Regions from separate parts of the Homo sapiens genome. Here region 1 is linked to region 2. The links are chromatin loops, found by intact Hi-C in ENCODE. Cell type or tissue: heart right ventricle. All regions are shown on one strand. Links, peaks and the distances in the headings refer to the core of each region. The heading gives the core; the rest is flanking DNA.

Evidence for each region. Hi-C counts contacts between places; a loop is a spot of excess contacts. Peaks named below come from ENCODE experiments on the same cell type or tissue, not always from the same donor. Only the 100,000 strongest peaks of a DNase experiment are listed, where the experiment ranks them.
Region 1: a loop joins it to region 2, with 2.2 times the contacts of the local background. A loop is called at or near these places in 1 of 110 quality-filtered maps.

What each region holds. Positions count from the first base shown.
Region 1 is chr4:41,447,575-41,451,972 of GRCh38, reverse strand. It overlaps a transcript of LIMCH1 not described here. Among named protein-coding and RNA genes, the nearest start is that of LIMCH1, 88 kb to the left of the region's middle. In heart right ventricle, for the core only: no CTCF peak of the experiment used is centred there; a DNase peak (open chromatin) is centred at 2,797; H3K27ac peaks cover 539 bases.
Region 2 is chr4:41,288,846-41,293,243 of GRCh38, reverse strand. No RefSeq gene overlaps it. Among named protein-coding and RNA genes, the nearest start is that of UCHL1, 34 kb to the right of the region's middle. In heart right ventricle, for the core only: no CTCF peak of the experiment used is centred there; a DNase peak (open chromatin) is centred at 2,544; H3K27ac peaks cover 1,654 bases.

The DNA.
Region 1 (4,398 bases), core at 305-4,304, 160 kb before region 2:
GCAAAGTGGTGAATGAAGCCTCCCCTGAGAAACAAGTCCAACTGGCAGAGGCTTCCCAGCATGGAGACATCTGGAAAAAAGGTAAGAAGATGGGGCAGGTGGGAGCTTAGCTAAAGGGATGAAATTTTGTGCAGAATAAAAAAGACGAAAGGAAAGGAAAGAATGCAATAATTGAACATACAGTGCTACCCCGAAGGTAGAGGTTTTAACTGAGAACTAAAGTAACAAACATCAAGGCAAGTGTTTGAAACCAGGAACTGCAAATCTGTGAATTGCAAAGGTTTCCCATTCTTTCAAATTTAAAATGTTTCTGCTTTCAGCTGTAGGATTTGAGATGAAAGACGCAATGTTGAGTGTTTGCACAATAGGCCAATCCTCAAATATTCCTGAACCAGCACTCCATGGGGGAGAAGGGAGAGAGGAGAGGTCCCGGGGGTGGGAAAGACTCTCAAGAGTTGGAAATGCAACAGAATATAGCAGGACGGGGGATCTGTGAGCCTTCTTTCGACCATAAAAATAAAAGTGTTTTAAAATAATTACCCTTTCGGGCCGGGCACGGTGGCTCATGCCTGTAATCCCAGCACTTTGGGAGGCCGAGGCAGGCAGATTACCTGAGGTCAGGAGTTTGAGATCAGCCTGACCAACATGGAGAAAACCTGTCTCTACCAAAAATACAAAAAAAAAAAAAAATTAGCCAGGCGTGGTGGCACATCCCTGTAATCTCAGCTACTCGGGAGGCTGAGGCAGGAGAATAGCTTGAACCCGGGAGGCGGAGGTTGCGGTGAGCCAAGATCGTGCCATTGCACTCCAGCCTGGGCACCAAGAGTGAAACTCCATCTCAAAAAATAAATAAATAAAAATAAAATAATTACCCTTTTAGGGTGTTTCTTATTTTTTCCATGTAATGTAAATTTTCAATCATCTGTATTTCTAAAGACTAAAGAAGGAAAAGGAGACCTTGGTGGTAATGAGTTTATTTTATGCAGTCTTTTCTCATAATAGTATTTCAGCTTCTACACTTCCTCTATGATGACCCATATACACAAAGGGAATTATCAAATTGAGAACTCAATCTGTCCTGATAAAGGACAATCTTAGACAAATTCAAGTATGTAAGTACCCAAACTGTACAGCAACATCCCCTACAACTTTTTTTTTTTTTTTTTTTTTTTTTGAGAGAGAGAGAGTCTTGCTCTATGGCCCAGGTTAGAGTGAAGTGGTGTGATCTCAGCTCACTGCAACCTCTGCCTACCGGGTTCAAACAATTCTCCTGCCTCAGCCTCCTGAGTAGCTGGGACTACAGTTGCTCGCCACCATGCCCAGCTAATTTTTGTATTTTCAGTAGAGACGGGATTTCACCACATTGACCAGGCGAACTCCTGACCTCAAGTGATCCGCCCGCCTCAGCCTCCCAAAGTGCTGGGATTACAGGTGTGAGCCACCACACCTGGCCATCATCCCCTACAACTTTTACGTTGCTAAATTAAATGTTCTTTAACTTTGATTCCCTCTACTCATGCAGCAAATTTACTCCACAGACGCTCATGAAGTGCCAACTATATGCCAGTGACCCCACTCCATTCTCTTACCTTCCCTAATGTGATTTACCCATATTCTTCCAGGTCTGATCCCATTTTACAAATATTCTAACTTTCTAAGGCCCCAAACCCAATAAATCTATAAAATTGACTTGATGAAATAAATATAAATAAATCTTAAATAAAAAGAGAAATATATCTTGTTCCTAACTAGGAAGATTTGACATTATAAGTGTATCAAATCTCCCTAATAATATATAACTTTAATTGTGTGTCAATCAAATGTTATGGACTGAATTGTGCGCCACTCTGCAAACTCATATGAAGTCGTAACCCCCAGTACCTTCAGAATGTGACCTTATCTGGAAATGGGGTCATTACAGATGTAATTTGTTAAGCTACAATGAGGTCACACTGGAATAAGGTGGGCCTCTAATCCAATGTGACTGGTGCCATCATAAAGGGGGAATCTGGGTACACAGGCAGGCATATGGGGAGAATGTCAGGTGAACCTGAAGAAGGCCAAGAAGCCTGGCACAGATCCTTCCCCACAGCCCTCAGAAGACATCAACCCTGCCAACACTCTGCTTTTGGACTTCCAGCCTCCAGAACTGCTGAGATGATAAATCCTGTTGTTCCAGCCACCCACTTGGTGGTAGTTTGTTACAGCAGCTCTAGCAAACTCATATGATTAGTGCCCAATCAATAAGCTTTAATGTTTGGAGATCTGAGGTTCAAGTTACTTCACAATCTGGTCTCAATCCATTTTTCTGGATTTTTTTAACTATGACCAAAAAGTGGCATCGACATTCTAGGAATCTATCCCTAGGAAGACATGCGGGAAAGTGCAAAGATTCATGTATAAGGGAGAATATACTTATCAACACTGCTGTAATAAGAAAGTAAGAGAGAGAGAAGGTGGGGAGAAAATGTAAGCAAGGTACAAGTCCAATCCCTGGGGCCTAAAATGGGAAACAAACAAATAAATATATTGTTACAATAAACAGGTATAGCTGTTAAGGGGAAAAGGAGGTAGGCCCATCTAGCTGGGCTTCAGAGAGTAAGGAAAACTAGCAGAAGAGGTAAACCTGGGCATATGCTGTGTGAATTAGACCAAGTTCGCCAGAAAGACGGGGACAGGGAGAACATTCCACGTGGAGGGAAAGTCAAGATAGTGGGGTGTCATCGGGAGAGAAAAGCCAGCATCTGGGAGCACTGCCTGGAGTTCTGCAAGGCCAGAGAGCAAGGAGTGGGTTGGAAGGGTGCCAGGGGATGAGAGAGAGAGGTCCAGGGGTCAGCTGAGCCCAGACCAAACTGGGCCTGTATACGCTAACTGAAGGCCATCAAAACGGGAGGGAGGCCCACAGAGGCTGAGTCACAGGGGCGTGTGGAGAAAATACCAGCTTTTTTTTTTTACTAAGTGCTGAACTCTGTGTGTGTTTGATAATGTAATACTGTATCAGTACAGTGGCATACATCATTTACAAATGTTTTATTTTCTTTTTTTAAAGCCTGAAATAGAAGTCAACAAATGTATTTCCATCTACGTAAATTGGGGGTACATGCTCAAAAGCTTTTTTACTGAATATTTAATAAATAAAGAAAGTTTGGAGACCACCGTATCAGCCTACAGATGCCAAAGTTCATCTTTTCTCTCGAGGTGTCCGCTGACGCTACAGCCTCAGCCCAAGAAAGGAAAGGTTGGGAAATGATAACTAAAGGGTACAAGGTCTCCTTTCAAAGTCATAAAAATAATCCAAAATTGATATGGGTGATGCTTGCACAGCTCTGTGAATATACTGAAAAGCATGATTTGCATATTTTAAATTGATAAAATGTGTGTTATATGAATTATTTCTCAATAAAACTGTTACCAAAAAAATCTTTAAAAAAAAAAAATTAATGAATTGTGCTTCCTTACGCACTGACATACTGCTTCTGATTCTTGGGTCAGTGCAGGCCAAGGAGAGAGCACTGTGATAAATATCTGTGAGGAAACAGACAAGCTCAGGCCCTGAACCTGCAGGTATAATGTAACTGCAGAATCAGAGACTCAAAAGCTGTGGTTGAGTCTTCGAGCCTTCTCAATCAGACATCACCCTAGCCTCAACCAGTCAGCCAGACCTCTCCAATTTGGGGTGGGATTTTGCTGGTCCCACCAACCTAAAGCGAACCTAAAGCTGAAGCTCTAGGAGAAATACAGGAAAGTTACCTCCTACATCATGACTGCAGACACCTCTGTGTAGACACACAAGAGAGAGCAATAATGCAAAAGCTCCCAAAAGCTCCTACATTCTACTCTGCATTTTCTACTCCATTTCATTTTTTTAAAGTGTTACTCCCAGGCTGGGCATGGTGGCTCACTCCTATAATCCCAGCACTTTGGGAGGCCAAGGCAGGCAGATCACCTGAGGTCAGGAGTTTGAGACCAGCCTGGCCAACATGGCAAAACCATGTTTCTACTAAAAACACAAAAATTAGCCAGGCGTGGTGGTGCATGCCTGTAATCCCAGCTACTAGGCAGGCTGATGCAGGAGAATCACTTGAACCCAGGAGGCAGAGGTTGCAGTCAGCGGAAATCGCGCCACTGCACTCCAGACTGGGAGACAGAGGGAGACCCTGTCTCAAAAACGAAAAAAAAATGCTACTCCCAACCCACTAGCTTGATTTCATTACCCTCGTGAAGGTCACATCCAGCAGTGTGAAAATCACTGTTCTAGAGGTAAGTTGGTAAGACAGACAGACATTTGTCTCGATATTCTCGTCTCCATGGTCCCGCATTTTCAGGATCCAGAATTAATCTACTCAACAAGAATTTTCCTTCAGTTTAATAAAAGATGTGACGATTAACATATGTTCT
Region 2 (4,398 bases), core at 159-4,158:
TGGGAACTTCTAAAACATACAGATGCCCAGGCTGTACCCCAACTGAATAAATGAGAATCCCTGTGGTGGAACCCACACATTGGGACTCCTTAAGGCATTCCAGTTGATTACAATGTACAGTCAAGTTTGGGACCACTCAGGATTCCTGCCCTCCAGAAAGCCTTGTTAATGCATCCCATGGGGGACTCTCGTGCTGCTACTCTGCAGTCCATTAAGTGCAACCTCACATGGCTCTATGCCATTCTGGCATTCTGGTTTCTTTTCTTTTCTTTCCTCCCTCCTTCTCTCCCTCTTTTCTTTTCTCTTTTCTTTTCTTTTCTTTTCTTTTCTTTCTTTCTTTCTTTCTTTCTTTCTTTCTTTCTTTCTTTCTTTCTTTCTTTCTTTTCTTTCTCTTTCTCTCTCTCTTTCTTTCTTAGAAAAGACATCTATATGAGTGAATTAACCCTTTATCTTTCTTTTTTTAGAAAAGACATCTATAGGCCAGGCACAGTGGCTCATGCCTGTAATCCCAGCACTTTGGGAGGCCGAGGTGGGAGGATCATGAGGTCAGGAGATCGAGACCATCCTGGCTAACATGGTGAAACCCTGTCTCTACTAAAAATACAAAAACAAAATTAGCCGGGAGTTGTGGTGGGCACCTGTAGTCCTAGCTACTCAGGAGGCTAAGGAAGGAGAATGGCATGAACCCAGGAAGTGGAGCTTGCAGTGAGCCGAGATCGCACCACTGCACTTCAGCCTGGGTGACAGAGCAAGACTCCGTCTCAAAAAAAAAAAAAAAAAAAAAGAAAAGAAAAGAAAAGAAAAGACATCTATATGAGTGAATTAACCCTTTATAGATGAGTGAATTAACCCTATATATTTTAACCCTTTATCAGACATATGATTTGCAAATATTTTCTCTCATTGTATAGGTTACCTTTTCATTCTTTTTATGTATGACATATAAAGATGCTCAATATCACTAATCATTAGGAAAACGCAAATCAAAACCACAATGAGATAGCACCTCCATACCCACTAGGATGATTACTTTAACATTTTTCAAAAAAAAAAAAACAGAAGATAAGTGTTGGTGAGAATGTGGAGAAATTGGAATCCTTATGCATTGCCAGTGGAAATGTAAAATGGTGCAGTTGCTATGGGAAACATACTATATGACAGTTCCTCAAAAACTATTTTTCTAATTAAAAATAGAACTTCCAAATATCCAGGAATTCCACTTATGGGCATAAGGAATTTAAAAACAGGATCTCAAAGAGGTATTAATATTTGTATACCCATATTCATAGCAGCATTATTCACAAGCATCAAAAGTTGGTAATAACCCAAATGTCCATCAGCAGATGAATGGATAAACAAAATGTGGTATAGTCTGTGCATGCAATGGAATATTGTTTCAACTTTAAAAAGAAAGGAAATTCTGGGCCGGGCACGGTAGCTCACACCTGTAATCCCAGCACTTTGGGAGGCCGAGGCAGGCAAATCACGAGGTCAGGAGTTTGAGACCAGCCTGGCCAATATGGTGAAACCCATCTCTACTAAAAACACAAAAATTAGCCGGGCATGGTGGCGTGCGCCTATAGTCCCAGCTACTCGAGAGGCTGAGGCAGGAGAATCACTTGAGCCTGGGAGGTGGAGGTTGCAGCAAGTGGAGATCACGCCACTGCACTCCAGCCTGGGCAACAGAGCGAGACTCCATTTCAAAAAAATAAATAAATAAACATAAATATATAAATAAATAAATAAAAAGAAAGGAAATTCTGACACATGCTACAACATGGGTGAAGCCTTAGAACATTGTGCTAAGTTAAACAAGCCAGTCACAAAAGGATAAATACTGTATGATCCTACTTGTATGATGTACCTAGAGTGATCAAATTCATAGAGACAGAAGGTAGAATAGTGGTTGCCAAGGACTGGGGGAGGGAAGGGAATTGGGCGTTAGTGTCTAATGGGTACAGAATTTCAGTTTTGCAAGCTGATAAGAGTTTTGGAGATGAACAGTGGTGATGGCTGTACAATGATGTGAATTTATTTAATGCCACCGAACTGTACACTTAAAATGGGGAAGATGGCAAATTTTATGTTGTATATATTTTATTACAATTTAAAAATTTTTAATAATATTTAAAAATGAGAAAAAAAGGTTGTTGCAATAATCTAGGTAAGAAATGCCAAGAGTCTGACCTGAGGAAGTATCAGTGGAGATGGGAGGAAGAGACACACTTTAAGTATATTTGGGAGGAAAATAATTAAGATGGGGTATGGAGATGAGAGAAGAGAGTCCAAGTTTCAAGTCTTGGGAGGTGAGTGGTGGCATTTCCCAAGATCGGAAGCACAGAACGAGGAGAATTCCCACTTCCAAAACACTTGGAAATTTTCCAGAATACTTTTCCATCTGTAATCTAATTTCAACGTGAGCTAGAAGGAACAAATAGTTTTATCCACCCTTTACAGGTGATGAAACTGAGACAGCCAAATATAAAAGGGTCCCTGGAGAGGCTCTGACCAGGCTGCGTACTGGGAGAACAGGGTGGAGCCTCGGGAAGTTCCTGCCATTCTGCAGCAGGGAGGTGCCTGGCCTCTCCTCTTCCTGGGTGGTACCTGGGACTCAAGCTGTGAGGCAGGAAACTGAAAGCAAGACTCTTGCCTTGCTGAGAGTCCCTGTTTCCCTTTTGTTCCTTTTCGCCCAATAGATTTCATTTTTCTCACCTTTCTATGAAAAAAAAATTATCTCCTTTTTAAGCCACAGGATGGCCCTTCCCCCTGTTTTGGTGACGATCCTGAGAAGTTAAGCTCTTTGCTGAAGGAAATATATATAGTTAGTGATAGAATCAAGATTCAAGTCCAAGTCTTCCAAATCAGAAGTTCTTAATAACATATACTGCCTGCCATAGTAAATTTAAAATAGTAATAGAAGACATTTAAACATATTAATAGACCAGACGGGGTTCATGCCTGTAATCCCAGCACTTTGGGAGGCCAAGGTGGGAGGATTGCTTGAGCCAGGAGTTCAAGACCAGCCAGGACAACATAGCAAGACCCTGTCTTTACAAAAAATGCAAACATCAGCCAGGCATGGTGGTGCACACCTGTGGTCCCAGCTACTTAGGCTGAGGTGGGAGGATTGCTTGAGCCTAGGAAATTGAAACTATGGTGAGCAGCATTTGTGCCACTGCACTTCAGCCTGGGCAACAGAGCAAGACCCTGCCTCAAAAAAATATATATTTAAAAATTGTTTAATAAAATATATAGAATTTTTAATATATATATTTATAAATCTCGTCTTTTTTTTTTTTTTTTTTTTTGAGACAGAGTCTTACTCTATCACCCAGGCTGGAGTGCAGTGGTGTGATCTCGGCTCACTCCAACCTCCACCTCTGGATTCAAGTGATTCTCATGCCTTAGCTTCCCAAGTTGCTGGGGTTACAGGTGTGCACCACCACACCCAGCTAATTTTTGTATTTTTATTAGAGGTGGGGTTTCACCATGTTGGCCAGACTGGTCTCGATATCCCAACCTCAGGTGATCCACCCACCTTGGCCTCCCAAAGTGCTGGGATTACAGGTGTGAGCCATTGCACCTGGCCTAAAAACCAAGTCTTGAAATATGTTCCTTGAGAATCCATAGGGGCCATCAGGGAATTCAGCTTTAGGGACTCTCATGCCTGAGTAGGGCCACTGCCACGTATGGCAGCTCAGCCAGTAACCACTGATAGCCATCTTTTCCGCTCCCTTCTCCACTGACACTACCAGGTAGTGGTGGAGGAGGAGGGCCATCCTCTACATAGGCCACCTGCCTAGGTGGACACCATCAGAACACCAGACTTTGCTCTATGCATCCTAAGTTCTTATATAAGGAGTCAGTGAGACAGAAACTAGAATGTCAGTAACTCGCCCTTAGGAATTTACCCTAGTGAAATTAAAACTGATCCACATAAATACATGCATATGAATGTTCAGAGCAGTATTATTCACGATAGCTCAAAACTGGAAACAACCCAGATGTCCATGAACTGATGAATGGGTAAATAGGATATGGTATTTTTATGCAACGGAATACTATTCAGCAGCAAAAAAGAAAGAACTAAGACACATGCTACAGCACAAATGAACTTGTGCTAAGTGAAAGAAGCCAAATACAAAAGATTCTATTTGTATAATTCCATTTATATGAAATGTCCAGAAAAGGCATATTTACAGAGATAGAAAGCAGATCAGTGGTTGTCTGGGGCTGGCAGTGGGATCAGGGATTAACTGTAAACAGACATGAGAGAACTTTTAGGGATGATGGAAATGTTCTAAAACCGGATTTGCAGTAATGGTTTAACAACTCTATTCATAAAAATAATAAATTATATACTTACAACAGTTAAATTTTTATGGTATGTAGATTATA